Regions from separate parts of the Homo sapiens genome. Here region 2 is linked to region 1. The links are chromatin loops, found by intact Hi-C in ENCODE. Cell type or tissue: mammary epithelial cell. All regions are shown on one strand. Links, peaks and the distances in the headings refer to the core of each region. The heading gives the core; the rest is flanking DNA. Region 1 has its middle 8.1 kb from the start of LINC02721. Region 2 holds the start of FBXO3 (F-box protein 3).

The links. A loop is a pair of places that touch in the nucleus more often than their neighbours do. Peaks named below come from ENCODE experiments on the same cell type or tissue, not always from the same donor. Only the 100,000 strongest peaks of a DNase experiment are listed, where the experiment ranks them.
Region 2: a loop joins it to region 1, with 5 times the contacts of the local background. A loop is called at or near these places in 3 of 110 quality-filtered maps.

Annotation. Positions count from the first base shown.
Region 1 is chr11:33,822,383-33,838,601 of GRCh38, reverse strand. No RefSeq gene overlaps it. Among named protein-coding and RNA genes, the nearest start is that of LINC02721, 8.1 kb to the right of the region's middle. RefSeq lists a silencer at 8,816-8,905. In mammary epithelial cell, for the core only: a CTCF peak has its summit at 8,886; DNase peaks (open chromatin) are centred at 7,191 and 8,911; H3K4me3 peaks cover 612 bases.
Region 2 is chr11:33,771,544-33,787,762 of GRCh38, reverse strand. It overlaps FBXO3 (F-box protein 3), which reads left to right and starts at 13,243. Exons shown (of 11, transcript NM_012175.4): 1 at 13,243-13,369. The coding sequence starts at 13,266. It overlaps FBXO3-DT (FBXO3 divergent transcript), which reads right to left and starts at 13,064. Exons shown (of 3, transcript NR_120550.1): 1 at 13,012-13,064; 2 at 12,400-12,509; 3 at 12,093-12,315. It also overlaps the pseudogene SPICP1. RefSeq lists silencers at 13,151-13,250, 13,711-13,780, 15,106-15,400 and an enhancer at 13,729-14,229. In mammary epithelial cell, for the core only: no CTCF peak of the experiment used is centred there; DNase peaks (open chromatin) are centred at 13,122 and 15,302; H3K4me3 peaks cover 1,817 bases; H3K27ac peaks cover 1,419 bases.

The DNA.
Region 1 (16,219 bases), core at 5,552-13,551:
CATTCTGCTATAAAGACACATGCAGACGTATGTTTATTGAAACACTATTTACAATAGCAAAGACATGGAACCAACCCAAATGCCCATCAATGATAGACTGGATAAAGAAAATGGGGTACATATACAGCATGGGATACTATGCAGCCATGAAAAGGAATGAGATCATGTCCTTTGCAGGGATATGGATGAAGCTGGAAGCCATCATTCTCAGCAAACTAACACAGGAACAGAAAACCAAACACCGCATGTTCTCACTCATAAGTGGGAGTTGAACAATGAGAACACATGGACACAGAGAGGGGAACAACACACACCAGGGCCTGTTTGGGGGTTGGGGGTGAGGGGAGGGAACTTAGAGGACGGGTCAATAGGAGCAGCAAACCACCATGGCACACGTATACCTGTGTAACAAACCTACACGTTCTGCACATCTATCCCTTTTTTTTTTTTAGCAAAAAAAAAAGAGTAGTTATATAATTTCTTAGATGATATAAAAAAATTCAGTGCTGTAAAATAGATATTTGCTGCATCATTCAATATCAAATGTAAAGACACATAACAAAAAGTATAAAATACTCTAGACCTTTTTTAGGATCCTCTGTTGCAATCCATTATGATTTCTATGCATACTTGTGGCATTGCTGTATGTAACTTTTCTTTACATTTGCAAGTAGCCTTCTGAAAGTTTGTACATGCTTTCTTTTGTCATCTACTGGACAACCTCCCTCACCCAAATATCCACATATGAAATGTTTGTGTTCTAATAGTTTCATGTGTTCTTTATGTGTAGTTCTAATAGCTTTATGTGTTCTACCTGGCTTATACCAGAGACTGTATCTGAAATAATAAAGATAAATAATCTTTTTCAAAATTAGTTCATTCATTACTTCTGCTATCAGTTTAACTATTTGGTTTTTATATTTTATTCCTTAAAACTGTGTAACATTATTTGGTATCAATGTGCCATATTTTATTGAATTTTTGATAGTTTTTGCTAAGGAAGACAATTTTCCCTCCCTTCCTTCCTTGTTTCCTTCCTTCCTTCCTTCCTTCCTTCCTTCCTTCCTTCCTTCCTTTCTTTTTTTGAGACTGAGTCTCACTCTGTTGCCCAGGCTGGAGTGCTGTGGCACGATCTGGGCTCACTGCAACCTTTGTCTCCCGGGTTCAAGGCTGAGGGCCTGCCTCAGCCTTCCGAGTAGCTGGGACTACAGGCACGCACCACCACACCTGGCTAATTTTGTACTTTTAGTAGAGATGGGGTTTCGTCATGTTGGCCAGGCTGGACTTAAACTCCTGACCTCAAGTGATCCGCCCACCTTGGCCTCCCAAAGTGCTGGCATTACAGGCGGGAGCCATCATGCCCTGCCGGAAGACAATTTGCATCACTGCACTAGTAGTTTCCTGGATAATCTTCTCCCTAGATGTTGTCTTGTCAAAGCCGAGTCATGTATATTACGTGCACATGATATTGTTTCTCTTTATCATAGCATCTTTATCACTTTATATTATATATATTTCAAATCTTTGAATTCTTAACACCATTGAAGTGCATTTACCCTCTGTTTATTAGTATTATGTGATAAGTACTGCCAACCCATTCTAACATCTTTATTCTTCAGTTGACACTTTTTTTTCATCCCTGAAGAATTTGCAATATAGAGAAAACACAGAAACCATTAAGGTAGAATAATAAGGGGCGTGGTCGGTTTGACATTGGTAAGAATTTATGGGCCGGGCGCGGTGGCTCACGCCTGTAATCCCAGCACTTTGGGAGGCCGAGGCGGGTGGATCATGAGGTCAGGAGATCGAGACCATCCTGGCTAACAAGGTGAAACCCCGTCTCTACTAAAAATACAAAAAATTAGCCGGGCACGGTGGCGGGCGCCTGTAGTCCCAGCTACTCGGGAGGCTGAGGCAGGAGAATGGCGTGAACCCGGGAAGCGGAGCTTGCAGTGAGCCGAGATTGCGCCATTGCAGTCCGCAGTCCGGCCTGGGCGACAGAGCGAGACTCCGTCTCAAAAAAAAAAAAAAAAAAAAAAAAAATTTATGAATAAGTAATTTCTGAAAACTTCCTACCTGTACTGATAGTAGTTAAATACGATGGAAAGTTAAAATTCTTATGTATACATTTTGTAGACAAATTTCAAATAGAGTGTTCTATGGACAAAAATTCAAATTACATAGCCAAGTACCTCGATAGGGAAAAGAAAATCTAGTTTAATGTTTTCTTTTTCTCTTCCACTTTTTTCTCAAGTTATGTCTGACATAAATATTGAAATTAAATCCACATCCTAATTTAGCATTTTTTGCCTCCTGATTCTATCTTCTCCAAAAATATATTCAGTAGTCTAATTGATTGTCTTTGATTTCCTTCCATGTTTTCTGATTCTGAAATTAATTTTAAAAACTCCTTTGTAGTATCTGAGCAAAAAATCAATGGTATTTTATCTCGGAACTTACATGTACATAACATACAAAATATATAATTAACAGACTGCTAAATATTATCAAGCATTAATATTTTTATTAACAGGATATGCACAACAAGCAATTTCCATTATAGAACTAGCCAGATCACGAAGTGGTAATCTCTAATTTATGTGCATGTAATTCATTTTGTGGATTATCTGAGTGTATGTCATTTGATGGTGATTAATCTAATAATGAAAGTTCTTGTAGATTTAAACGAGGAATTCAGGAATAGCTTTTGGGTGCAGCGAACACAGCAGATAATGTGAAATGCAGTATGAAATATTAATTAGCCAGAGCTCTAACAACAATAGGGATTTAAAAAACATTTAAACACTCACCTACCAATAGATAAAGTGATTTCTTGTTTAGAAGTAAAAGTTATTTTCAGATGATGTTAGACATGTTGATTTCGAATACTGACTCATTTTTCCTTTGTAAATGGACTCTGAACAAAATATAGTAAACATCTTAAAACAAGACACTTTACTGCCATCTGCCGGGAAGTTGTAAGAAACATACAAATCGTCAATCTTTCCAATAAACAAAATAAAAATAAACATATAAAAATTATCACAATAATAAAGCATCTCTGATATGAACGGCACCTTGTTGAATGAGGAGTGCTTGTGCAGTGCCCAACATAGATCATCATGCCTAGATTTTACTATAGCTGCTTTCAAGTCTCTGTCAGAGAAGAGAAATTCCAGTTGGAGAAACATTCTTGAGGTCCAGTCTGGTGTTGCTCATTCATACTGTTGGTAGAAAACAGGGGAGGGGCCACAGTCTATAATTCAACTTCTGCAGAAGGCTGTCTACTCTCGTGAGTCAGACTGGGAGCTGGAGACTTTCATCACTTGCCCCAGGACAGAAGGCAGAATCTTCTCAAGGGTAAATCCATTGACTCTGCAGAAAGTGGGAGAAGGGGAGGAGTTAAACCCAGGAAAACTTTTTAAGGGAAAAAAGACTTGTCCCTTAAATTAGGGAGCTTGCAGATGAGCCAGAAGGATCCCTAAAGAACTTTAAGTGGAGGTAGGGGAGGGAGCTTTACGCATTTTGATTATAATTCTTCAGTGCAAACTCACAACTTCTTACTAGAAAGGGTGACATGAGCTCTGGCATGCTTTGCTTAGAAACAATGGTCAAGAATCCATTACTATTTTCTATTCCCAGAAGACAAATTCTCAGATGGAAAGGTGGTAAGACATCACCCTTATACACCCTCAGGTACTTGAGGTAAATCTTAAATGAGTCTGTATTTCTTGTGATGCAAATAGCAAAACTTAATATTAAACCAATAACTAATGCAGGGCTGAATGTCTTCCATTACCTCAGACAGTACCTGGCCCACAAGTGGCACTATCCCAAAGTGCTAAGTGAGCAATGATGATGTAGAATTAGGGAAACCAGAGAAGACTTCCAGGAGAAGGTGCTAGATCTTGACAAGGGGGCAGAATTGAGTTAGATCTCGACAAAGGGGCAGAACATTAGCAGGCAGAGACAGCAAGGAAAGGCCGCAGAGGTGTATATAGCCCTATGAAAAGCAAGACTCATAAAGTGGACAAAGAACTCGAACCATCGAGTGGACACTGGAGACAGGAGAATGTCAGGACAGCATGGTGACAGTGTATAGTGAGGAAGCTGAGATGTGGCAGGGGCCACAGTTTTGACACTGTGCATGGAAGCCAATTTGCAAGGGAGAATAATGATTGAATGGGAGAGGAGGGAAGGAAAACTAGAGAAGAGGAGGTTAGTTAAGCTACTCTCTCTCTTAATTTTTCAGTAAAGTAATATGTATATGTATATATTTCAAAGTGCACATAAATATATATAGCTTGATGAATAATTGATTTATTTACTTCTAACAACATAGATTAATTTTCAGATCTACTTTTTTGAAAAGGAGTTTTAAAAGATGGTAAAAGGAGAAAAATGGGATGGTAGCTTGAGTGGAAGCATCAATGGAAAGGAATTTTTAGGGCTGGTCTTGGTGGCTCACGCCTGTAATCCCAGCACTTTGGGAGGCTGAGTCGATTGCACTCTAGTCACCCAGGCTGGAGTGCAATGGCACGATCTTGGCTCACTGCAACCTCTGCCTCCCAGGTTCAAGCGATTATCCTGCCTCGGCCTCCCAAGTAGCTGGGATTACAGGTGCCCACCACCACACCCGGCTAATTTTTGTATTTTTTAGTAGAGACAGGGTTTCACCATGTTGGCCAGACTGGTCTCGAACTCCTGACCTTGTGATCCACCTGCTTCGGCCTCCCAAAGTGCTGAGATTGCAGGCATGAGCCACTGCGCCCAGCCCATAGACAGTTGTGAGCACGAACACTGAGCCAGACACACTCCCTAAGGTGTTATATGGTAATTCATTTGCTCCCCATAATAATGAGAAAGGCAATATTTATACGCCCATTTTACAGATAAAGAAATTAGCTGTGGGACTTATGGAAGTTAACTTTTTGATGTTTCAGTTTCCTTATCTATAAAATGCTAGCATTTAGAACATTGATAAGATTCATAGAGCCCATTCATTAGTTCAGCAAATTTTACCGAGCCCCTACTATGTGCCAGGCACTATTCTAGGCACTGGAGAAAGAGCAGGAAAAATGTTTTATTAGAAATACATTATATATATATATGGTTGGTGCAAAGGTAATTGCAATTTCAGACCATGAATTTGAAATCATTATAACTAGGCTCAAACACATCTTTATTCGTAAGAATAGGAACCATTACAATCAACACATTTTTACCAATGAGAAATGTTTGCTTATTGCTGTAGTGTAAAAATCCATACTTCAACATTTGAACTCTTGGAAAGCATTTTCTGCATCCTGCTGGTTGTGGAAGCGTTTTCCTTGCAAAAAGTTGTCGAGATGCTTGAAGAAGTGGTAGTCAGTCGACGAGAGGTCAGGTGAATATGGCGGATAAGGCAAAACTGTGTAGCCCAATTCCTTCAACTTTTGTTCAAAGTGTTGGTTGTGTGACATACGGCTGGGCATTGTCGTGGAGAGGAATTGGGCTCTTTCTGTTGACCAGTGCCGGCTGCAGGCATTGCAGTTTTTGGTGCAGCTCATCGATTTGCCGAGCATACTTCTCAGATGTAATGGTTTCTCTGGGATTCAGAAAGCTATAGTGGATCAGACCAGCAGCAGCCCACCAAACAGTGACCATGACCTTTTTTTTGGCGCAAATTTGGCTTTGGGAAGTGCTTTGGAGCTTCTTCTGGGTCCAGTCACTGAGGTGGTCATCGCCAGTTGTCGTATAAAATCGACTTTTCGGCGCACATCACAATCCGATTGAGAAATGGTTCGTTGCTGTTGCGTAGAATAAGAGAAGACGACACTTCACAACGATGTTTTTTCTTTAAACTTTCACTCCGCTCATGAGGCACCCACTTATCGAGCTTTTTCATCTTTCCAATTTGCTTTCAGTGCCGAACAACAGTAGGATGGTCGACGCTGAGTTTTTCGGCAACTTCTCATGTAGTTGTAAGAGGATGAGCTTCAGTGATGGCTCTCAATTAGTCATTGTCAGCTTCCGACGGCTGGCCACTACATTCCTCACCTTCAAGGCTCTTGTCTCCTTTGCAAAACTTCTTGCACCACCACCGCACTGTATGTTTGTTAGCAGTTCCTGGGCCAAACGCACTGCTGATGTTGCGAGCTGTCTCCGCTGCCTTACAACCCATTTTGAACTCAAATAAGAAAATCACTCGAATTTGCTTTTTGTCTAACATCATTTCCATAGTCTAAAATAAACATAAAATAAACTAGCAAAAAAACATAAAGCGAGAAATGCCCATTAAAATGATGTATACGGTAACCACATTTATTTACATTCTTAAATGTAAATAAGAATTATGTTCTTAATTTTATCTTTTCTTGCCTTATGTTTTATTCCAATATCAAACGGAAAATTCTAACAATGCAAAAACCGCAATTACTTTTGTACCAACCTAATATCTATATATATATATATACACACATGAATAATTTGTTATATAATTTGATTTTTTTTTTTTTGAGACAGAGTCTTGCCCTGTCACCCAGGCGGGAGTGCAGTGGTGCGATCTCTGCTCACTGCACCCTCTGCCTCCCAAGTTCAAGAGATTCTCCTGTCTCAGCCTCCTGAGTAGTTGGGATTACAGGTATGCACCACTATGCCTGGCTAATTTTTGTATTTTTAGTAAAGATGGGGTTTTTCCACGTTCGCCAGGCTGGTTTCAAACTCCTGACCTCAGGTGATCCACCTGCCTCGGCCTCCCAAAGGGCTGGGATTATAGGCGTGAGCCACAGCACCCAGCCTAATTTGATTTTTTAAAAACCCAAATATAAGCTTCATATTTATTTCTGCAAAATTCCGTCTACTGGATTACACAGTGTCAATTACAGCCTAACTTTCAGTTGAAAAGCTAGAATCTTCAGAGATTCCCCCAGGGGCCATGGAGGATGGGCTGTTGAGGGTCCCTGATTTCCTCTGCTCTTCCAGAGAAGAGCCACCTGCTAGTCTTCTCCCTCTGAGAGAGAGATTAGGCTTCCATGGCAGTGGAGAAGGTAGAGGGGGCACGAGAGATAACTTCCTGAACACCTCTGCCTCTAACTTCCTACATTGTCCTCTCTGATCCTCATACAGCCAGGAGTGGTGAGTCAAGCAGGTGCTATTGTGCCTGATTCACAAGTGAAGTTACTGAGTTATAACGAGGTGAAGGGTCAAGTTCTAGGCACTTCTCCAACTGTAATGTACATGAGGATCACCTGGGGATCTTGTTAAAATGCACATTCTGATTCAGTGGGTTGGGTGTGGGGCCTAAGATTCTGTATTACTAAGAAGCTCTTGGGTGATGCTGGAGACCACGAGCCTCTCGGTGAAACAGCAGGTGAGATGCTTTAGGGCCAGTTCTCTGGATAGAGGTGGGAGTCGCAATCACATTGCCCCTAGCTCCTCCTGCCACTAAATTTGGCCACTTCTATTTGGAAGTTGGGAGAGGATTATCCTATTGCAGTACTGTGTCTAGAGGGGAAGGTGACTCATGTCCCCTGCTCCTTCCCCAGGCAGAACTCAGAGTTCTTTGTGTCTTGTCTGCTCCTTGCCTGAGCTTTTTGGCTATTTCTTTTTCTAAACTTGAATAAAATACAACAGCAAGAAAATAGCAATGACTCCTGTTGGAGTCCAGTATAGCTGAGATCACCTGATTTTAAGTCGGGCTCAGGTGAGGCAACTTGTTATAATGGAAAGCTTTTAGCTTCCAGAGTTAGACACCTGGGTCCAAATCCTGGTTCTGCCCCTTACAAAATATAAATAGAAGGAAAATGTACTTAAATTTCTTGGCTGGGTGCGGTGGCTCATGCCTGTAAGCCCAGCACATTGGGAGGCTGAGGCTGGTGGATCATTTGAGGCCAGGAGTTCATGACCAGCCTGTCCAACATGGCAAAACACTGTCTCTACTAAAAATACAAAAATTAGCCAGGCGTGGTGGTGCATGCCTGTAGTCCCAGCCACTCGGGAGACTGAGGTATGAGAACACTTGAGCCTGGTGGGTGGAAGTTGCAGTGACCTGAGATCGCACCACTGCACTCCAGCCTGGGTGACAGAGCGAGAATTTGTCTCTAAATAAATAAATAAATGAATAATAAATTGGCCTCAGCTAAAGTGGCAGACTTCCATCCTGACCCTTACTCTGCCCAATAACCCCACTGGAGGGCAGCCCATTTCAGGTTACCCTGCAACATCACCAGAATTCTCAGAATGCTCAGTCTGCAATTCCAAGTTATTCCAAAGCTAAGTCAGTCTGATGTTCTGGGAAGAGAAGCTGAAAGCCCAGCACTTAGGGGAAGTTTGGCCTCCAGGGCATCCCTACAGGTTGTACTCACTGATGGGTGGCATGGTGTGGGGGATGATGGGAACTCAGTTGGGTCTGAGGACAGAACCTCCCTATCCCTTGATGTTAAGTTAGCCAGAGCACACCACCACCAGCCCACATATGATGCTAAACCTCCTTTCCCAGGCAGCCCACACCAACTTCTTCCAGGAGTCGATGTTTCCTATGGAAAATGGATTAAATAAGAATCTCCTTGAATTCATCAGACAGCCCTGAACTCTGATGTCCTGTTGGTCCTGATCTTGACTCCACCTCTCTCCTTGAGGGAACTGGTGTTCTATGGCTAGGACAGACTCGAATCTGAGACTGGGCACATCTGGGGCTCCAATCCACATGAAGTGAGAGAATAACCGGATAAAAAGTGAGTATAAATTGCCATGTCCAAAACAAAATCAAAGCCAGGCTTTCTGGAGTGGAAAGTGCAGAAGAAACTTGTAAAGGGGAGGCCAAACCTAGAGCTGACCCTCATATTCGTGGATTTGCCTTTGTGTTTTCTCATTGGTTTTCCTGCCACCACCATTTTGGCCACACAGGGGCACTGCTTACCCTTGCTATTCTCTTAACTCCTTCTAAGGAGTCTGCCTCAAGACTGAAAAGTTCGAATAGGACCTTAGCAAATGCCAAGATGACATGTAAACTCAAAGCAACATGGGTTATAAGCATGGCCATGAAGATGCCGAGATCATAGGGTCCAGAGCTCCCCAGTTAACCCAGTTGCGCCGCTGAAAGGGGCAGAACTCAATTCCTCTTGGTGGAACTCGGGAACAAGAAGGGAAATGAATGCGGAGAAAACCAGGATCCAGGTAATCTGATTTCCAAAGGGCCGTTCTATCGCTGCGGCTTGGGGTTCCGCCCAGGTGTCCGCGGGTCCAGGTGTGGGGGCCGCCCCCTCCCCCCGCCTTGGGAGGCGCTGGGACCTGGCTCCGGGACCGCCTGCCGCGCTGACAGGGACGGGCAGCTTTCGAAGCCTGGCTCTTTGGAGGCTCGGTGTGGGGAGTCCCTGGCTGCGGCCCTGGGCTGCAGGGTCACCGCGAGCCGAGCTGGGGCGCCGAGGGGGAGGCACCGACGCCCCGCTTTCGGGACATCGCCGGCCACTTCGTCCCGCGCGAAGGCGAGGAAAGGAGGAGGGACAGGAGGGCGCAGTGGAGGCAGTGACGAGGGGCCTGGCTTGATGCCTTTGTGGGGACCCGGGGAGAGGGGTGGTGATATTAGGTGATGCCCGGGGTACGGGGACCCAAGCCCGGGCCCAAAATTCTCCTCCGCCCCGCTGCGGGGCTCCAGGCTGGCTTTTGAGGCGCCTCCCGGGGACCTCGCGGGATCCCAGGGCCGGGTTTCGTCCAGCGGCTGCTCAGGAATGGGGTCCTCCAACTCGGAGAGGAGAACAAGATCCAGCCAGCCCCGCAGAACAGCAAGGGAGGCCCCTTCCCAAATGCAACGCAGAGAGGGCTTGTTCTCTGCACGGAGACTGATCATGGATTTGACGCTATCTTAAAATGAACATATTACCTACACTAATCAGAAGACCATGTTTTACTTGGCTACATTTACCCAGTAAGAGCCGTACAGTTTAGTTGAAAGATAGTAGCATATGTAGCTAATAGTCCAGGATTCGGGTTTTAGCACCTTTTCTTATAACATATGTGCAGTTTAAGTCTGCGAGCCTTGTTTTGACAATGATGATGAGGAGGATTAATAATAGTTATTAATAATAGTATATAGCAGCTCCTTTTATTGAGCACTTTCTGTGGACCAAGCTCTGTGTTAAGCATTTTACAAACACTAATTTTTTCACTGAACTCTTAAAATTTCCCTGTAAGATTTATTCAGGGACTTTTAGCTTTAAAAAAAAAAAAAGTCATCTTTTCATCATGCAATATATATCATACACCATTATATATGCATATATACATATATTTGGTTGGTATTTCATGATGATTGTGGAAACCCCACAACTTAGAGCTCAGCTTCCCATTGTCTCACTTGGGGAGGCAGCAAGTTGCAACAGAAAGAACTTTAGAGTCAGACAGACCCAGTCAGTCAGCCCCTCTGAGATTGTTTCAACACCTATAAAGCATGTTGAATGTGGCTCCAATGTGAATTGGGGAACTTTCAAAAAATTTTCTTCTTAACAGACTGGGGCCTGGCATCAAGGCTGCTTTGGTTAATATTCCTTCCCCTCCATCCTTTATGCTGGACATGGGTACAGTCTCCATCATCCTGAACCCCCTGTCTAAAGACCTTAGGAGGGATTGTTTTTCTTAAAATGGTCTGGAAGCCTGCAATGCAGGGTGTCAATTTCTTCTGGGGAAGCCTCTTGTCTTCAAGATAAAATGATATCTAGTCACTGAGGAACAGTTTAAAGATATTTTTAAATAAAGCGAAGAAGTTCTAATTATATTAGCAGTATGAAGATAAGTTAGAGCAATAAAGACCTTATTTGGAAGTACCAGCGTAGAAAACAAAGTCTCCGAGGAAGTGACTAGACATAAAGATGCAATCACAAGGCTTGAAGAATCAACCAAATGCAAGGAGAAAATCTGCAGATTAAAAACACAGGAAAAGAGAAAGAAGAAGACACTAGGAAAAAGAGATTGGAAATAGCTCAACATTGGACAAGGTCTTTTGTAAAACACTAAGAGGAGAAAGAGTCCTGAATGAAGCTAACCAGAGCTGGAGAAGCTTAAAGCTGGATTTTCTTTTGTTCAGAAAATATAAGCTTGACTTCAAAAAGACAGATGGTGGGTGTCTCTCAGAGACAATCTCTAACAGAGCTTGAATCTGATGAAGAATACCTGATGTGGAAAGTGAGCAATGAGGTTTTTGGTGGGCGTGAGTCAGAAGAGCAAATACAAAAGCAGGAACCTTGTCGGGTTCTCTTTCCCCACGCGAGGGCCCAAGCTTTGATTCAAATTAATCTTGGCATTTCAACAACACTTAGAGGTATTTTATGAGCCAGAGCAAAAAGTGAGGGATCTGAGAAAAAAGATGATTTGGGGAAGAAAAGAGCAGATGCTCATGACAAATGTTGGTGAGGATGTGAAGAAATTGGAACCCTTATACGTTACTGATCAGATTGTAAAATGGTGCAACCATTTGGAAAACAGATTCTTGGTGTCTTGGAAAGTTAAATATTGAGTTGCTATATGATCCAGCAATTTTACTCCTAGGTACATACCCAAGATAATTAAAAACATATGTCCACACAAAAACTTGCATAAATACATGCAAGTTTTTAATAATATTTATAGCAGCTCTGTTCCTAATAATCAAAAGGTAGAAACAACCTAAATGTCCATCAGTGAATGAGTGGATAAACAAAACTTGGTATATCTATACAATGAAATATTATTTGGCAATAAAAATGAATGAAGTACTGAATATGCTACAACAGGAATAAACCTTGAAAACATTATGCTAAGTAAAAGAAGTCAGACACAAAAGGCCACCTATTGTATGATTCCATTTATACGAAGAATCCAGAATAGGCAAATCTAGGGAGACAAAAAGTAGTAAAATATACTGCTAGGCCATGGCAGGGGCTGAAGCAAAACTTGTTTTCTTTGTAACTCAGATACTCTTTGGGAGAGGCTTTGGGTAAGATAAGGTCTGAAGACAAGAGCAGCCTCTGGGGACCGAGCTGTTCCCTGGGACATGGCAGTTAAAATTACTCCTCTCAAGATTTGATCCAATTCATCTTAGCCTTCAAAGGGAGGAATGGGTGTGTTGAACATTCGTAACATTTTTAGTTCGTGTTCTTTTTCATCAAAGCTTACTTCCAGAAGGAGAGAGAAGTCAGCACACAGGCAGGTCATCTCAGTTTTTGATAGTTTCTAGAACTCTGCCCACTCAGGGATGGACATGTCATCTGTGTACTCATTGTTCATGCTACTCCAGCACCCACACACATCATTTCCATGAGAGCTGGGACTTTGTCCATTTTGTTCACAGCTCTATACAGAACAGTGACTGGCATGTAGGAGGTACTCAACATTTATTTTTAAACTGAGAGGTTGATTATATAGGCCCATTTTGTTGTTCCCAAAAGACACACTTTATTTTGCATGCAGATTTATTTTTGTAATTGTATCTTCAAATATACAGTAAAGGTCTTAAATTGTGAAAGAGTCATGGGTACTACTGTGACTATCAAGATGTGAAGGGTTGAGGCCTGGGCTGGAATTTGGATCCTGTGGAATGAGAACATCCAGCTGTGGGAATCCATCTGAGGCCAGCAGCCCAGAGCCACAATTTCAAAATAAAGAAGGAACACAAGAAATACCCTCATATCTTTGTATAACCATTTGCTGCTACCAGTCAGATTAGAATTAGTGCTCAAAGGTAAAGATAAGCGAATCTAAACAAAATTGACAGTCCTTTAGCCAGCCTACAAAAAAAAAAAAAGAGAGACGATCCAAATAAATAAAATCAGAAATGAAAAAGGAGACATTACAACTGATACTGCAGAAATTCAAAGGATCATTAGTGGCTACTATGAGCAACTATATGCCTACAAATTGGAAAATCTAAAAGAAATGGACAAATTCCTAGACACATACAACCTACCAATATTGAACCAGAAAGAAATAAAAAACCTGAACTGACTAACAACAAGTAATGCGATCAAAGCTGTAATGAACTCTCCCAGTAAAGAAAAGCCCGGGACTCAGTGGCTTCACTGCTGAATTCTACCAAACATTTAAAGAAGAACTGATACCAGCCAGGTGTGGTGGTTCATGCCTGTAATCCCAGCACTTTGGAAGGCAGAGGAAGGTGGATCACTTAAAGTCAGGAGTTCAAGACCAGCCTGGCCAACATGGTGAAATTTCATCTCTACCAAAAAAAAATATAAAAATTAGCCAGGTGTGGTGGCAAAATACTGCAGTCCCACTACTGGGGAGCTGGAGGTGGGAGAACTGCTTGAACCCAGAAGGTGGAGGCGGAGGTTGCAGTGAGCCAAGATCACGGCACTGCACACCAGCCTAATTGACAGAGTGAGACCCTGTCTCAAAAAAAAAAAAAAAAAAAAAGAGAGAAGAAAAAAGAAAGAAAAAAGAACTAATACTAATCCTACTCAAACTTTTCCAAAAAATAGAGGAGAAAGGAATACTTCTAAACTTGTTCTATGAGGCCAGTATTAACCTGATACTAAAACCAGAAAAAGACATATCCAAAAGAGAAAATTATGGGCCAATATCTGATGAATATCGATGTAAAAAATCCTCAAGAAAATACTAGCAAACCAACTTAAAAAATACATTAGAAAGATAATTCATCATGGCCAAATGGGGTTTATCCTTGGGATGCAAGGATCGTTCAACATATGCAAATCAATCAATGTGATACATCGTATCAAGAGAATAAAGGATAAAAACCATATGATCACTCCACTGATGCTGAAAAAGCTTTTGATAACATTTAGCATCCCTTCGTGATAAAAACCCTCAAAAAACTGGGTATAGAAGGAACATACCTCAACATAATAAATGCCATATATGACAAACCCACTGCTAATATCATACTGAATGGGGAAAAACTGAAAGTCTTTAAGATCAAGAACATGATAAGGGTGCCTACTTTCACCACTGCTATTTGACATAGTACTGGAAGTCCTAGCTAGAGCAATCGGACGAGAGAAATAAATAAAGGACATCCAAATTGGAATGTAAGATGTCAAATTATCCTTCTTTGCAGATGATATGATCTTACATTTGGAAAAACCTAAAGACTCCACAAAAAACTATTAGAACTGATAAACAAATTCAGTAAAGTTGCAGGACTATAAAATCAACATACAAAAATCAGTAGCATGCCTATATGTCAACAGTGAACAATCTGAAAAAGAAATTTAAAAAGTAATCCCATTACAATAGCCACACATAAAACTAAATACCTAGGAATTAACCAAACAAGTGAAAGATCTCTGTAATGAAAACCATGAAGCATTGATGAAAGAAATTGAAGAATACCCCAAAAATGGAAAGATATTCCATGTTCATGTATTGGAAGAATCAATATCATTAAAATGTCCATGCTATCAAAAGCAATCTATAGATTCAATGCAATCCCTATTAAAATACCCAATAATGTCTATTTCAAGACATTCTTCACTGAAATAGAAAAAAAAAAAAAAACATCCTAAAGTTTATATGGAACCACAAAATACCCAGAATGCCAAAGCTGTTCTGAGATAAAGAACAAAACTGGAGGAATCACATTACCTGACTTCATATTATACTGCAGAGCTATAGTAACCAAAACAACATGGCACTGGCATAAAAACAGACACATAGACCAGTCGAATAGAATAGAGAGCCCAGAAACAAATCCACACACCTACATTGAACTCATTTTTGACAAAGGCCCCAAGAACATACACTGGGGAAAAGACACTCTTTTCAGTGAATGATGCTGGGAAAGCTGGATATCCATAGGCAGAAGGCTGAAACTAGACCCATTTCTCCTTCCATATACAAAAATCAAATCAAAATGGATTAAAGACTTAAATCTAAGACCTGAAACTATGAAACTACTATAAGAAAACATTGGGGAAAATCTCCAGGACATTGGTCTGGGCAAAAATTTCTGGAGCAATACTCCACAAGCACAGACAACCAAAGCAAAAATGGACAAATGGGATCACGTCAAGTTAAAAACCTTCTGCACAGCAAATGAAACAATCAACAAAGTGAAGAGATAACCCACAGAATGGGAGAAAATATTTGCAAACTACCCATCTGACAAGGGATTAATAACCAGAATATATAAGAAGCTCAAACAACTCTGGAGAAAAAAAAATCTAATAATCTGATCAAAAATGGGCAAAAGATGTGAATAGACATTTCTCGAAAAAAGACATACAAATGGCAAACAGGCATATGAAAACGTGCTCAACATCATTAATCATCAGAGAAATGCAAATCAAGACTACAATGAGATGTTATCTCACCCCAGTTAAAATGGCTTTTATACAAAAGACAGACAATAACAAATGCTGGTGAGGATGTGGAGAAAAGGGAACCCCCGTATACTGTTGGTGGGAATGTACATTAGTACAATCACTATGGAGAACAGTTTGAAGCTTCCTCAAAAAACTAAAAATAGAGCTACCATATGATTCATCAATCCCACTGCTAGGTATATACCCCAAAGAAAGGAAATCAGTATATTAAAGAGATATCTGCACTGTCATGTTTGTTGTTGCACTGTTCACAGTAGCCAAGATTTGGAAGCAACCTAAGTGTCCATCAACAGATGAACGGATAAAGAAAATGTGGTACATATACACAATTGAGTACTATTCAGCCATAAAAAAGAATGAGATCCAGTCATTTGCAACAACATGGATGGAACTGGAGATCATTATGTTAAATGAAATAAACAAGGCACAGAAAAACAAACATCACATGTTCTCACTTATTTGTGAGATCTAAAAATAAAAAAAAAATTGAATTCATGGAGATAGAAAGTAGAAGGATAATTACCAGAGGCTAGGAAGGATACTGAGGGTGTGAAGGGTAGGTAGGGATGGTTAATGGGTACATAAAATAGTTTAAAAGAATGAATAAGACCTAGTATTTGATAGCACAACAGGGTGACTAGAGTCAATAATAATTTAATTGTACATTTAAAAATAACTGAAAGAGCATAAATAGACTGTTTGGAACACAAAGGATAAGTGCTTGTGGGGATGGATACCCCATTCTCCATGATGTGATCGTAACTCACTGCATGCCTGTATCAAAACATCTCCTGACCTTGTAAATACATATATGGGGGGACACCTATAATGTACCCACAAAAATTAAAAAATAAAAATAAGGGGAAGGTAGGGTGGCCATCATGATGGTCAAGCAGTGACAGGCTGGG
Region 2 (16,219 bases), core at 8,220-16,219, 54 kb after region 1:
GCATTTGAGGATGCTTTTGAGGTTCTGAGGCAACATTCAACTGGAGATCTTCAGTACTCGCCAGATTACAAAAATTACCTGGCTTTAATCAACCATCGTCCTCATGTCAAAGGAAATTCCAGCTGCTATGGAGTGTTGCCTACAGAGGAGCCTGTCTATAATTGGAGAATGGTAATTAACAGTGCTGCGGACTTCTATTTTGAAGGAAATATTCATCAATCTCTGCAGAACATAACTGAAAACCAGCTGGTACAACCCACTGTTCTCCAGCAAAAGGGGAAAAGGCAGGAAGAAGCTCTGACTGTTTGAATACCTTCACGAATCCCTGTGTAATCCAGAGATGGCATCTTGTTTTCAGTGGGTAGATATAACCAAAGGCATCTTTCAGTTTGTATCAAAAAACAAAGAAAAACTTGCCGAGCTCTGGGGGAAAACAAAAGGCAACAAGGAGACCATGACTTACCAGAAAATGGCCAGGGCACTGAGAAATTACAGAGGAAGTGGGGAAATTACCAAAATCTGGAGGAAGCTGACTTAGCATTTCAGTGAGGCCATTCTCCAAAGACTCTCTCCATCCTATTTCCTGGGGAAAGAGATCTTCTACTCACAATGTGTTCAACCTGATCAAGAATATCTCAGTTTAAATAACTGTAATGCAAATTATAATTATACATATGCCAATTACCATGAGCTAAATCACCGTGATTGCTAAATATACTCTCATATTTCATGGTTTACTGTAATCAAAAATCCCTACAAGTCTTAAGGATTTCTCTCTCTCTCTCTTTTTTCCCTCCTCTGAAGAAATTTAGGATTTTTCTCTTAAAGCAAATACTAAAGAGGAAAAAAATTAACTATATTGTTGCTTTTATCAAAGAGCATGTAATCTATACTAACTTGTTGGGAAATTCTGCCAATGAACAACTTTTTTATAATACTTTGTGAAGATTCAGTGAACAACTTTATTGTTTCAAATGATCAAGCACATTTGAAAGTATAGACTAAATGTCCTTGCTCTGCTCTTACTATTCTCTTTTAAAATTTTTATTTTTTTATTTTATTATTTTTAAAGAGGTGTCAGCCAAGATAATCTTTTATTTTTATGGATTTAGGAGTACAAGTGCAGTTTTGTTGCTTTGATATATTGCATAGTGGTGAAGTATATTGTGTAGCATCCTCATCACCAGAATAGTGAACATTGTACCCAATAGGTAGGATTTCATCCCTCATCCCTCTGCCATCCTCCCACCTTTTGGAGCCTCCAGGGTCTATTACTCCATTCTGTATGTCCATGGCTAAGCTCCCAACTATACCCACTTTATTTTATTTTAAAAATTGTTTTCTTTTTCTGCATACTTCAATGGATGCAAAGTCTTTTTCTTTTTTCTTCTTTTCTTTTCACAGACGATGACTTCTTTTTGTTTGTTTGTTTGTTTGTTTTTGGCTACTAACTCCCAAGCTCAACACTGACAGTGACTTATATTTTTAATTTTTTTAAGAGGCAAAGCCTACCTCTGAAGCTCTTTTTTCTTTTCCCACTTCAATAAGCTGATCTAAATTTTTGTTATTCTCTATGCAACCACCTTCTTCTAGATTAACAGTGCCAGTACAGATGATTTTATTTATATATTGATTTCAGCGTTTTCTTGTCATGTACTCAGGTGAGAAAATTCACACCTTTATATCTGATGGCTTTACAAAAAAATTTTGTCAATGACTGCATATGATAAAGCCTTTGTGCCAAAATGGGTTCATGGCTTTAAAAACATCACTAGAAATGTCTATTCAGGTTCCTTACACATTTTTTTCTTTCCTTCTCTTTTATCTTACCCATTTTTACAACTTAAAGCTTTTTTTTTTTTTGTGAGACAAGGTCTCACTCTGTCACCCATGCTCAAGTGCAGTGACACAAACATGGCTGAAGCCCAGCTAATTTTTTTTTTTTTTTGTAGAGATTGTTTTGCCGTGTTGCCCAGGCTGGTCTCTAACTCCTGGGCTCAGGCGATCTGCCCACCTTGGCCTTCAAAAGTGCTGGGATTACAGGTGTGAGCCACCGAGCTGGCCCCAAAACTTTTTTAATGTTTAAATTTTACCACTATATTAAGGAGGAGTTACCCATTTTTTTAATTGCCTTTTTTCTTCCTTCTTATTAGGGAGGGGTAAGGAAGAAGACTTGGTCAGCAGAAAGCAGGCCTTAATTGCTTTTTTGTTTGTTTGTTTCATTGCTATTGAGTTGTTTGAGTTCCTTATATGTATTGGATATTAACCCCTTGTCAGATGTCTGGCTTGCAAATATTTTCTCCCATTCCATAGGTTGTCTCTTTACTCTGGTGATTGTTTCCTTTGCTGTGCAGAAGCTTTTTAGTTTGTTTTAGCTACACATCATGAACTAAGAAGCTCTTTAGTTTGATGTAATACCATTTGTCTATATTTAATTTTGTCGTCCTTTTGGGATCAAATCCAAAATATCATTACCCATACCAATGTCTTGTATGTTTCCCCTATGTTTTCTTTCTTTCCTTTCTCTTTCTTTCCTTCCTTCCTTCCTTCTTTCAGCTGTCATCTGACCCCCCTATGTTTTCTTCAAGTAGTTTTAGGGTTCTTGGTCTTATGTTTAAGTCTTTTTTCTTTTCTTTTCTTTTCTTCTCTTCTCTTCTCTCTCTCTCTCTCTTTCTTTTTCTTGTTGACAATTTTCCTGAGCAAACTAATACAGGAATCTTTATGTTTTTAATCCATTTTGAATTGACTTTGGTATATAGTGTTGAAATAAGGGTCCAATTTTATTTTTCTGTTTGCCAAAATTCAGTTTTCCATATACCATTTATTGAATAAAGCTGTCTTTTTCTTTTTGGCAAAAAAAAAAAAAAAAACTGAGTGATATAAGGAATAAGGCACCATGGGAGCTATCCAAAGCAAAGTCAGCGTCCATGTTCATCAAGGTGTCCTCGATCTGAGTTATGAGAACTCTCCATCCATTCCCTGAAGTCTAAATGGGAGGAGGGTATTGTTGCTTGTGTTAATTAATTATTTCTTGTGTCTTAGCTTGGGCCTACCCTTGCATAATCTCAGTGATGTGGGGCCTGGAAGGCTGAACACTACATTTCCCTGATGCTTTAACAAGCTGAGTTGCTTTTAGATACTGGGAGGTACTCATAGAAGAATGGAAAGCAGGGAGCGAGGAGGATTCTCTCGCTGTTTTTCAGCTTCTGCAGGCCTTCCTCTGAAGGTCCTCAGGCATTCTGAACCCCAGCCCCAGAGTTCCCTTTCAGTATCCAAAGCATTAGGTATGAGGTTGTCCCATATCAAAGGTCCAAGTACCAAACAAGAGGCACCCTCTTCAAGTAGGTCCTCTCTTCATAGGACATGTCCTGTATTTACTGATTGTGTCCTGTATCCTGTGTTGACTTTGTCAGGATGCCCTAAATGCCCTCTATTCATATCTTTCAGTAAACAACAAAATATTGCCAGTTAGAGCTACTTTTCTGCCATAGTAGTTAAATCTTAAGTAACCTAAACGCAACATAACTAAAACCCATACCTCTGCAAATAAAGTCCATATGGTCTCTACTGCAGATTTGGCTGAGAGTAGACCAAAAGTGGGGATTCAGAGGAAAAAGTACTGATTTTTCATATTCAAGGAAGGAAAAGATGAGGCAGGGTGCAGTGGCTCATGTCTGTAATCCCAGCACTTTGGGAGGCCGAGGCAGGTGGATCACCTGAGGCCAGGAGTTTGAGACCAGCCTGGCCAGCATGGTGAAACCCCGTCTCTACTAAAAATACAAAAATTAGCCAGGCATCATGGCGAGTGCCTGTAATCTTGGCTACTCAGGAGGCTGAAGCAGGAGAATCGCTTGAACTCGGGAGGCGGAGTTTGCAGTGAGCCTCGAGATTAAACCACTGCGCTCCAGTGTAGGCAACAGAGAGAGACTTCGTCTCAAAAAAAAAAAAAAAAGGAAAGAAAGGCAAAGATGATTATTTGGTCCAAGTCTCAAGTCATGAACAAGTAACCAGCATTAATTAGAGATCACTTATGGTCTGAAAAATCAACCAGTGACAGACTCACTCTAATAACCACATATCTAAAAGTCAGTAAATCACTGATAGCCCCAAGCTTGTGAAATTCAGCCAGTGACAGCCAGCAGATATTCAGTATACCAGCTCATAATGCTATGTTGAGCATGTTTTCTCAATAATGAATGTTCAGTGGGCAAAAGAATAAGTTGGCTATGAACACTGTATAAACTGTTACAATGTAAATGCAATATAGACAGTAAATGCAAGGAATTTTATAAACAAATTCTGCAAAACTAAGAAAACTTAAGGAGAGCCAAATCATCAGGGAAGTATAATTAAATAAAGAGGTAGGTAATTTATGTGCTTCTTCAGTTATTTCAGATAAAGAATGATTTTTATCATGCTTTATGTGGTATTCTTATTTTATTTCAAAGTATATATGCATAGGCAAGTACAAATAATTCAAATTTAATTTTTTTGGGGTTTTTTTTCCATTTTAGTTCAGTTATTTCCCTTGTTTTTTGTTGGTGGTGGTAATGCTGATGGCAGTGGTGGTGTGTGAGCCTGTGTGTGCCTGTGTGTGTGTGTGTGTGTCTGTGTCTGTGTGTGTGTGTGTGTGTGCACTAAATCTGGCAACCCTACCTTCAAGGTTTTGAGCATCTGCTGTGTGTTACCTGCCATGAGATACAAGCACCAGCTGTGAGGTGTCCTCTTTCAGAGATCTCAACGCCAACTTCGTGGGACCTCTCTTGAGAGAGCAGAGCATTAGGCCCTCAGGGAGCCCATGGCTCCTCTTTTTAGCCCTGAGGTTCTATAACCAAAGATCTTTTCCCCTTTGCTTCCACAGCCCTATGGTGAGAACTATTTCTGGCAGTCTGTCTTTGTTCAGGATGCTGTAACAAAATACTGTAGACTGGATAGCTTATAAACAACAGAAATCTGTTTCTCGCAATTCTGGAGGCTGGGAAGTCCAAGATCAAGGTGCCAAGCAGATTCACTGCTGAGGGCCCACTTCCTGGTTCATAGATAGTACCTTCTAGCTGTGCCCTCACGTGGTAGAAGAGGCAAGGCAGCTTTCTGGAGTTCCTTTTATAAGGGCACTAATCCTGTTAATGACCTAATCACCTGTCCAAGGCCCCATCTCCCAAAACCATCACTTTGGGGGTTAGGATTTCAACATATGCAGTTTGGAAGGACACAAACAGTCAGACCATAGCACTGTCTTGATTTCTGGATTAGCTCAGCATTCATCCTTTGCTCTTTCAACCTTCCCATATATGTTTAACAATTCCTTGTATTAAATCTCTTTTGAAATACCTAGCATGGTTTCTGTTCCCCTAAAGTACTTGGATACTCTCAACTGTGTGCTATTCCAAAAAAGAGTGTGAGGAGAGAGTGTCCTCTTTCTGATTATACTCTCCTCTGCCTGTTCCTCAAGTCCTGGGTGCCTAGTTGTTTGGCCAAGGCAGAAGGTAGTATGGTGCTGTGTAACTTGTAGCCCAAAACAGCTAAACCTACTAGGCTTGTAGACATCATCAGGTCACCGATGGACAGACTGGCACAGTTGGCCAAGAGTATGAGCTTTTTCAGTAACAGTGGCTACTATGTGTGTTGATGAAAGAATTCCTGGTTGGGTATCCCTGGTCTTTTGGGTGGTTCCATTACTGTGGTGAGTTAGAGCATAGATTCAATGGGCTGTGGTAGGTAGACATGATGCCCATATATGCTTGATCAGTCTTTTCAGGCAGCTGTTTTCCTCTAGATTTTGTCACTTATAATCTTTTCAATGGGGAGATCCCATAATTATGTCCCAAAGGCACATAATTAATATGTGCCTTTATTAATTCAGTCTTTAGGTGGCCCATGGCCTGACTAAATAGCTAGGCTATTACTGATGTTTCTGTGTGTGATGGCCATGGGAATATGCCACTCAGATCTCCTGCTGCAGGTAGCACAGTTGACAGACAATGCCAGTCTGCGGCTCACCATGCTTTTGCATCAAAACCATACCTCCCCTGGGCTGCTCCTAGCCAATGGCTGAGCATGGCAGGGGATTAGTGCAGGCCAATTCTGTGTGTCTCTGGACTTTCTACCAGGCAGCTTTGACTCAAGGACTCTCCACTGGCCTGTCTGAGACATTCTCAGAGCTGCAGTCCAACCCGAGACTCTCCCTGCCAAATCCGCCTTCTTTCATCTTCTCTTTTCACAGGTGTCAGACCTGCATCGTGGTCTGAAGGCACTCCTTGCCTACTCCTGCTTCCTCTCTTTTATCCTTCATAAGACTTTCCTGCCCTCTGCCCAGCCCCCGAATATATCTCTCATGAATCTAATCCTATCTTCACATTTGTTTTTTGGAGAATCCTAATTGACATATTGTGTAAAGGTTCATTTCCATCAATCTGGGAGCAGTATGCTCTACAGCCAAGAATAGCACCTGAAGTTTGGCCAATTATTCAGCATGCAAGCGTTGTGAGCCTCAGCAATTTATGGCATTGGTATTCCATGGAATTTGCCCATCTCAGAGACAAGCTATTTCAACAGTGAACCATGCTTCTTGTCAGATGCAAGTCTTGTCAAAGAGGCCCCAATAGGCCAACAGCTTAGGTTTAACAGTAGGTGGGTCTCTCCATGTCTAATGGGTGGGCAGCCACCTGTTGTTCCTGAAGTTGGCTAAGGTATTGGGGACCAGACTTGAACCTTGTAGGTTCAAGTTGTAGGTGCCATTGGTTGTAAGTGCCATTTCCATATTGCTACAGAACTTTCTGGGTATCTCAGTTCGGACAGGACCCAATGCAAAGTGACAATGTCAGGTGGCAAAGTCATCATTTTTCCTTTCAGTGACATTCTCTTTTTCCAGAAGGGGCTAGTTTCAGGCACAGCAGCAGAAGAAAGTCCTTGCAGGCTTGTCCTTGGTAAGAAGGTGGAGTCTCATTTCCAAAGCCTGTAATCACTGTGTGATTGATCATTGATATCTGTAATTCCATCTGAATAAGATAGGAGGCTCCAGGACAAGGTTTGCTTTACTGATGCCTGGATCACTTTCAAGGCTTCTTGCCATAGGTGTCCCCTTCTCAAATATAGTTAATTATTGGGTATATAAAGCCTGTTGTGGAATTTCCAGGTATAAAGGGTGATGTTTCCAAAACAGGCCAATCAGAGGTTAGGCATTCATCCCAACAGCAGCTAGTGGCCACAAGATTAGAACTTTGACTTTAATAGAGGATAGAATGTCTTTTTGGACTGTCGCACAAGAAGCCCCCAAAAAAGATGGGTGGCTGAATTGTTTCTTCTTCCTTGGAAGCCCATTCATCTTTGGTCAGCTTTTCTAAGCTGGAATGCAGTGGAGTTCATGTAGTACATTCGGTGGTGAGGTCATCGAGAGAGTGGAATGTTTGGCCCCAACCAGCAGTTCTCATTTTGTCAGCATTTGTTCAGCTCTCTGACAATGTACAATGTACTCCTGGGGAGTTTGTTACAGTACTGCTTGCCTTGGTGGATAAGGGCAAGTGATATCAGTCAGAGACCTCTCAAGAAACAGACAAAACATGCAAAGGAACATAACTAAACAGAATTCAGTGGGGACAATACTAAGAGAGTTATGAACCAGATAAGGGAACCAATGCGGGACAGTGAGGTGCCCAGGGATTAGTAATGGGGTGGGGGAGGGAAGCCGTTACCAACCCTGAAAAAGCAAGAGGCACAGTTCTAGCAGCTGGAGGGAGGGAACAGTATCATCAGAGCTGAGTGAGCTGGAGGTAGGAAAGAGGGCGCTGACAGGAGCTGTCTCCACCGAGGAACACAGCCCCAACCAAAATCCCAGGAGGTGGAGATGTATAAATACCTGAATGTCACTTTTCTCTGCCATTGTTCTCTCTTTGTTATCTGGCTTTCTCTTCCAGAAGCCAGATAACAAAGAAGCCCAGGTGAAGGAGTACCTAAAGATCAGCCTCCTAGGGCATGGAGAAGGGTAGAAAAGGTATAAAGAGTATTTTTTCTTTTTTTTTTTAAGCATTAGCTGGATGTGGTGGCACAAGCCTGTAGTTCTAGCTACTCAGAAGGCTGGGGTGTGAGGATCGCTTGAGTCCAGGAGATAGAGACCAGCCTAGACAACTGAGCCAGACCTTGTCTTTAAAAACAAAAACAAAACAAAACAAAAAACAAACCCCAGCATTAATCTATCCAAGCCTGCATGCCAAGTACCACTAATGGCACAATTCTAGTTCAGCCACTCATGATATCAGACACTATAAGAATAGTGGCCACTGACATGTTTAAGCCTCAACAGGGTACAGTAAGGTTCCATATACCAGTGGCTTCCCCAGCCCTATGGGGCTACGGAACTGGTGGATAGTGTTGTTCAGCACTCTGGCCTCTATTACGTCTCAGATAAGAATACTGCATTTTCTCTCCACCTGGTAGGAAGCATTGTTTCAATGATGCAATCTTGGCAGGCTTCAGGATTACAGGCCATTCTTGGTCACATCCTTAGCCCCATATTAGAAGCCACCAACAGGGGACACTTTAAATGTATCTTATCAGAAGATCCACTCATCATGCACCCAGAAGGTTCCTATCAATTATACAGGCTGCAAAAAAGCAAGAGACATGTCACAGACAAAAACAAAGAAACCAGACATTGGTTGGGCAAATTCAGAAATATTTAAAGTATCCCTTAAGGAAGGAGCAGGGAACCAAGTCCTAGAACTTAGTGTGTATAGCTGCTGGAACTGTGCCTATAAATCTCTTATATCTGGTCCAGGCTTCCCGTTAGCCGTGAGTTTGTCTGTGGTTTTGCTGCATAAGAGCAGCTAAATCCATTCCAGATTTTTGTGTCACCCCATCAGCCTGGCTGCTTTTCTGAGTGAGTAGCAGTAGCAGCCCCTAATCTCCACTCATCCCTGCAATTTTATCCTTCTCCCTGTTTTCAGCCATAAAGCGTAATTCTCCTGAATATTCCTGGGCTCCACAGGGGCGGGTCTCCTTTTTACCAATCACTGGCAGTCTTGCGGCCCAGGGTTTTCCTTGGGTGTCACACTTGTTTGGGGGAATTAGTGCCCAGCAGTCCCACCATGATCCTCCCACCCTTTTATCTTCTGGGTTCCCAAATGCGAGGGCTGCCTCAGCACAACCAGGATTGCTGACACTGGGGCTTGGGTGACAGGGCCCCCTGGGAGAGAATGCTTTTGTCCCTGGGAAGGCCCAGTTGGACAATGGGCAGTTCCAAAAACACTTAGCACCGAGGCAAAGTGGAGTTTAACCTTCATGCGTGCGACTGCCTTTCAGGGGCCACAGACACACACTACCAATGCCATGTGGTATAAATACAACTTGGGTGGGGGAGGGGGATACAAGCAGAGAAGGAGGAGCATGTAAGCAACCCCATTTCCCCATCCCACCATCCATCCCAGCCCCCAGCTTCCCTGTCCCGCTGAGAAATGTGCCTAGGCTGGGTTCATCTCGCAGAGTTCGATACAGAAGGATCTTAAACTCTGTTTTACAAATGCTGAGGTGGAAGCCGGGGATTCGGGGCACCTCTAGGCTGCCATTTAGTAGGAACTTCTAGAGCATCCTGTTTTGCCTCCAAGCTAACTCAGATCTGCTGAGGCAGCGAGTTGCTAAACCATGAAAACAGGTGAGAAAATGAGTCTCCAGGGCCATTTGAATTTGCCTCTCCCCAACCAAACCGTTAGGGAGTGTCTGTCACTTTCTCAAGGGCAGGTATGGCACTGTGTTCAGCTTGATCTCTCACAGTCCTGAGCCCGGATGCTTGTACTTGATAGGAGTTAATGTCTGAAGGATTTACCTAAACAGCCAGTGGGAACCTCAAAGCCGATGAAACTACGATTGATTACCAAGAGGTAGGGTGTTGTTGCTAGGAGCTACTCATCATAAATAAGATGCCACTGGGGTTCTAAAGGAAACACGTAAGACTGTGTATTTCTCAAGCATTGTCCCTCTCTACTCCTGAGAAAAGGAGAAACCTTTTTTTTAAAAAAAAAATTCTACATCTGAACCCTTCTGTTAGAACCTTCTGATTTCTTTTTAAAAAACATTTATTTATTTATTTAGAGACAGGGTCTCATTATGTCGCCCAGGCTGGAGTTCAGTGGCACGATCACGGTTCACTGCGGCCTCGACCTCCTAGGCTCAAGCTATCCTCCCACCTCAGCCTCCTGAGTAGCTGGGACTATAGGCATGCACCACCATGCCTGGCTTTTTTTTTTTTTTTTTTTTTGCAGACACAGGGTCTCTCCAGTGTGGTCTGGAACTCCTGGACTCAAGCAATCTGCCTACCTTGGCCTCCCAAGGTGTTGGGATTACAGGCGTGAGCTATCACGCCTGGCCTTAAAACCTTCTGCTTTCTGATCTACCATAGAAATTAAAATGATAAGCAAATACTATTTTAGTGAAACTCTTTAGAAACCAGCTTCCAAAACAATGAGCAAACTTGGAGGGACTGTTTCTTCCACCCAAGCTTAGCCCTGGGGATGTGAATAGCCAAATTCTGGACTCTCTCTTCCTACCTACCCCTTTTCCAGCCAGTATTGGGGGCAGGGTGGCAGGGGGTGGGGGAAGGGCAATAGGAAGCCCCAGCCCAGGAAAGGGCTCTCCTGGGTCCTGCCTACCTGCATTGCTCCCCCAACCTCTACCACATGCCTCATACCATGCTGGGGAGAAAAGTGGAGCCTGAGCCAAAGCCACCTCTCCAGAGGGGCCTGGGCTAGTGCAGCAGGGGATGGCAACCTGATGGCACTTTGCAAGGTAGGAAGTGGCAGGGCTTAGCAGCCTGGAAAAGAGGTGCTGAGAGCGCATGGCAGAAGCTGTAAGCCCAGCCACATGGGAGAAGCAAGTCTTCCACCTGGCCAGACGCGGTGGCTCATGCCTATAATCCCAGCACTTTGGGAGGCTGAGGCAGGTGGGTCACTTGAGGTCAGGAGTTCAAGACCAGCCTGACCAACATGGTGAAACCCTGTCTCTACTAAAAATACAAAAATTAGCTGGGTGTTGTGGTGTAGCTATAGTCTCAGCTACTCAGGAGGCTGAGGTAGGAAATTGGCTTGAGCCCAGGAGGCAGAAGTTGTAGTGAGCCGAAAGCATGTCACTGCACTCCAGCCTGGGCAACAGCAGAGAAACCCCGTTTCAAAAAACAAACTAACAAAACCATAAAAAGCATGTATTTAGTGCTGCGCATTGTTTTTTCTTTTTGCATCAGGCTCTAATATGGCTTACATGGCACTGTGGGATCCTGTTTTTGTTTAAGAGTTTGGTATTTTGTTCACTGTGAATTTTTTTTGCATTAATTTTTATTTTTAAAAATATTGCATTAAAATGTTATTTATTTGATTATTCAGTTTTTTGGCACCTCTTCTTAAATTTGTGCCCCAAGCAAGTAGCTTTCTTGCCTCACCTTAGTTCTGGCCCTGACAGTTTGGTAGCTTCATACTTTGTCTTCTGCATTAGGTCATAGCTGCACCAAGTCCAAGTGCAATAGGACAGCAGAAGCAAATGCAGTGTACCTGAAACTCCTACCAGCTTTTGGATTTAAAACAGGTGGCCCATCTGAAGTAGAAAATGGAGACAAACATAAATCAGGATCAAATACCTTTACAAGCATTTGTCTATGTAAAAAGGTATGGTTCCCTTGTAAACAGAAATGATTATTCTGTCTTCATTCATCCATTCAACCTGAATTTAAACTTTCTAGTTGTTGAATAACTTGCTAAGCCCTGAAATTAGAAAGATGAGTCAGACTGAGAGTTTACAGTTTGACGAGAGAGACACAGAACAAGTACTTGAAATCCAATTCAATAAATGTTCTTCTAAGCATATGCATAAACAATTTGGAAGCACAGAGATGTAGGCAGAGTTTTTTGTTGCTGTTGTTCTGTTTTGTTGGCTGGGTGGCAGGGGTTATAACTATTAAGCAAAACCATAAATAGAAGGCATTAATGGTATGAAGAATGGAGGAAATGGATTTTTTTGGGGCGGGGCATATCACTTCCACTCTTCCAAATAATTGAGAGAAACTTTCTCCAGGATATGGAAATGTTTGGAGAACTTAGTGACTGATGCATGTATAAGCTTGGAAAATTAACATTTATTGAGTATCTGGCCAGGCACTTTACATAAAGCGTTATCGCCATCCTTAGTTCACCAGAGGAGGGGTGGTTTTAGAGATGAGGGACAGTCTCAGAGAACTTAGGCGTAACTACGCCAGCATTTCACTAGTAGTGAAATAAATGACGGGCGTGTGAAGTCCAGGTCTGTCTGGATTCCCCAAAGCCCCTTACACCATACTACCTTTGGAAAAGCAATGGAAAAGAAGAAATCAGGCAAGTGATGTATGGACCCATTATACTTCCCCCACTCTCATTTTAATATCACCTTGGCAAAGCTGAAGAGCAGACATCTTCGTGCCTCCATCAGTTATGCCCTCTGGGAGTCTCAGTTCATCCCTTCACACGCGGGATACTTAACTCTGCGGGATCTAAACCCTGGCCAAAATAAATTTTAAAGCTGGAAAAAATCCACACTGTACCCTTTGCATTGCCCTAATAGGCTGAAAATAGCCATGATAACCAAATTAAGGGACAGCGGCTGAGACTCAGACTCACTCCTTGTACACATTTTACTTAGGAAGGCGGGGAGGGGCGTGAAGTTAAGCCCTCAACAATTATTTCCTTAATTTGGGAGAAGGGCCTTCAGCTGGCGTCCCTGGCTGATTCTCAGCTCTGCTCTTGCTGAGTGGACAAGTCTCGGAGCGGCCCTGCTGTGTGCGGGGGACAAGCGGGGTGGGGAAGGCTGAGCGGGGAAAACGAGGGGTTCTCGGGTTGGAAAACAAAGAGAAGGAATGGATTTGGGGACCAAGGGCGTGGAGGAGTGTCAGATTTTGAGCGAGGCTTCCTGCATACTGAGTGTAAAATTTCGCAGGAGGAGTTGGGCAGACCGAGGCAGATTTGGCAACAAAAGGGTCCCGGGCTGGGCAAGTTTACGAACCGGGATGCGAGAACAGAGCTGGAGAGATTTGACGCGGAGCGCGAAGAAAGCGGGCTGAACTCGCACTGCGCCGCTGGCTCCCGGCTAGCGGGCGGGGTCTCCAGGGAGCCGCACCTCAGCCCACCCTGAGGGCGGGGCTGGCCCGGCGGTTACATAACAAACCTGTGAGAGCGGCTGGGGGCGGTTCGGGCGCTGGTGGGGGCGGGGCAGGGGCGGGGCCAGGGCGGGGCCAGACCTGCACCGGGCCAGGCAAGATGGCGGCCATGGAGACCGAGACGGCGCCGCTGACCCTAGAGTCGCTGCCCACCGATCCCCTGCTCCTCATCTTATCCTTTTTGGACTATCGGGATCTAATCAAGTAATGGGACGACACGCATGGCAGGGGTGGGGGCATGGGGAGAGGAGGCGGTGAGGCAGGGGGAAAGGGGGTCGGGGCCGCTGACAGGACCCGAGCTTCCGCGACACCAGAAGGTGACGCCAGGGCCGCCCTCATCCTGCGGAGCCACCGGGGACCGGGGCGAGACGGGGGCGGAAAGGGCCTCGCCCTGAGTCTTCCTCCTGTCCTGGGCCCAGGTATGAGAAGCGACGAGATATCTCTCTCCCAGGCCTCGGTGAGGCCCACTTGCAAGAGAAGGAGGTAGTGGCCCTCGTGCCGCACCGCCGCGCTCCGCGGACCCCCGCTGGCCCCGCAGGTGCCCGCCCGGTTGGGGTCAGTCCCTGCTGCTGTGTAAAAGCCCCTGTCCCGGCCAGGCGCTCTTCTCTGCTGGGTCCGGGGCCTGCGGAGTCTGGCGCCGGGGTGGGCAGGTGGGTGAGCGAGAGGAGAAGATAGGCAACCCCTTACTCCCCTGGCGCGACTTCCCCAGCGCCAGAATCGCTGTCCGGGCTCACTTTCGGACTTCAGTGCGTGAGAATTGTTTTGCTGTCAGCATTGCTCCTTACGGTTCGATGTTGGATTTTATGTTTTGGTACTGACTTCCGGTGATGCCATACCGGTGACTATCTTTTCTCCTGGACACCTTGGGTTTCCCACATTACTAGCATCTGTTCCAGAAATAAACACCGGTTGCTGATAAGGGTGGTTCAATGCCCAGTTTCTTCAGAACTTGGGACTGTCTGGGGTGGTGGAAGAAATGGCGCTGCCAGCCCGCCCCCCAGCTGTCAGGATTGTTTACACCCTTGACAGGGGGTGGCATGGCTGTGAGTTTCCTGTGCTACCGTATATATTTGCAGAGGATGCAAAGTCGCCCTCTTAGGATAGGTGGGCGAGATTTGTTTTGTGTTTGGATTAACCATTAGATTCTAGCCATTTGATGATTGTGCCCTGTGTTATTAGAGGTCTTTTTATAAATACAGATTTCTTGGAGCTACAGATAGTTGTTGGCCTAGCTAAGTGGTGATAGAGAGATACCTCAAGTTTTTGGTCACTACCTGTACTGGTCGCTACCTGTACCTGCTAGCAATTTTATTTTTCTAGAAAATACTTACAATTTAACTAACAGTCTCCAACTTTTGATTGCTGCCAGAGTAATCTTTCCAAGACACATCTGGTTGTCATTCTCCTTAAAACCTGTGACACCCCTATGTTTATAGACTATAACCTAAACTTCTGGGGCATTGAAAGCTCTTATCATCTGGCTTGTATATCTAAGGTCCTCCAGGACTTATTTCTCCACCACTATCACATTTGCACCATCCATTCTAACCAAATCAGACCTCTGCCAGCATACAACACACTTGCACTTTCTTTTTTTTTTTTTTTCCTGTGGCTCAAGCTCTCGACCTTGCCTGGAATGCCTTGCCTACCTCTTCTCAACTTGGCAAGGTGGAGAAGATGCCCTCTCTACCTTCTTCCTGCAGAATTGATTTGCCATGTCAGGTAGATGGCGTGCTTCTTGATTGTAAGGGCTGCCTTGCTTATCTTCCTATTCAAAGATTTTTTTTTCCCCGAGGGCTTGCTATGTGCCAGTCTGTTAAGTGTTGAGGGTACAGTAGTGAACAACGCAGATAAGGCAACTCTTATGGAGCTTACAGTCCAGTGGGCAAGCGCATAATTGCAAGAGGTACTAAGTGCTGTGAAGGAAATAGATTGCTCTGTTAAGGAATAGGAAGTGAGAAGTGATCAAATCGGAAGGAGCTGCCATATATGAAGCAGGGCATATGCAGTTCTGGCAGAGGGAAAAGTATGTTCAGAGATTGACGGGACTGCTGAACGGTACTGTTCAACAGCATGGCCTGGTGGAAGATACAGAAGGCTGGCGTTGCTGGAGGTAGGGAGTGACTCACAGACAGTGATGAGATGAGGGTGGTGAGATCATGCAGGACCTTGGGAACCAAGGTGAGGAAGTAAGAGTTTACTTTAAATGCTTTAGGTAGTAATCACAATTTTAAACAGAAGTGACATGATCCCTCTGTAAATGTCTGTGGAAATAAATTGAGTTGAATACCATTTGAATTTTATCTACAGAAAAGTATCCAGTGTATTGCAGCTTTTTTCCTGCACCATACAGCCCAATTTTGTCAAGGGTCTAGTCTAGTGATAAGCTCTGAAGTTTTTGGTATTATTTGCTGAACTGGATTGGGTTGGATTGGATTAGTACACTGGAATCATGTAGCATCAGTTGCCTAGTTTGAATTGAGATGATCTGATACCCTCTCCATTTCAGAGTGATTTATTCTGAAATGGAGTGAATAAATGCCACACTGTGCGTCAGAATGACCTGTGCATCAGAATGGCCTGTGGCACTTTTTAAACATACAGATGCCTGAGGTACAGATCTCAGTCCAAACCGACTGGATCAGAATCTCTAGAACAGTAGTTTTCACTCTCGATGTGCATTGAATTCATCTTTCATGCATATTCCAGATTCTTTTATGTCATTTAGCTCCTAGGGCAGTGGAGGGACAGGAATCAAGAAGAGGGTATGGAAACTGAATGCACAAAACTGGAGGGATTCCTATGTTTACAAAAGTTAATTTGGGCATCTCCTGAGCTTGGCAGAAAAGGATGAGGATGATGTTTCTGTAAAATCTGAAAATCAAACAAAGGCAATTTTGTTTACTATAGATGGTTTTTAACACACCTTAGTCATGGCCTTGACAAACCTGATGTGATTTAAGATTCTGTTGATAGCTATTGCCCAAGTGAGATCTTTGAATACCTACTTTCAATTAATATAACTTGTAATTTCTCTCTGGAAAGGATAGAGTC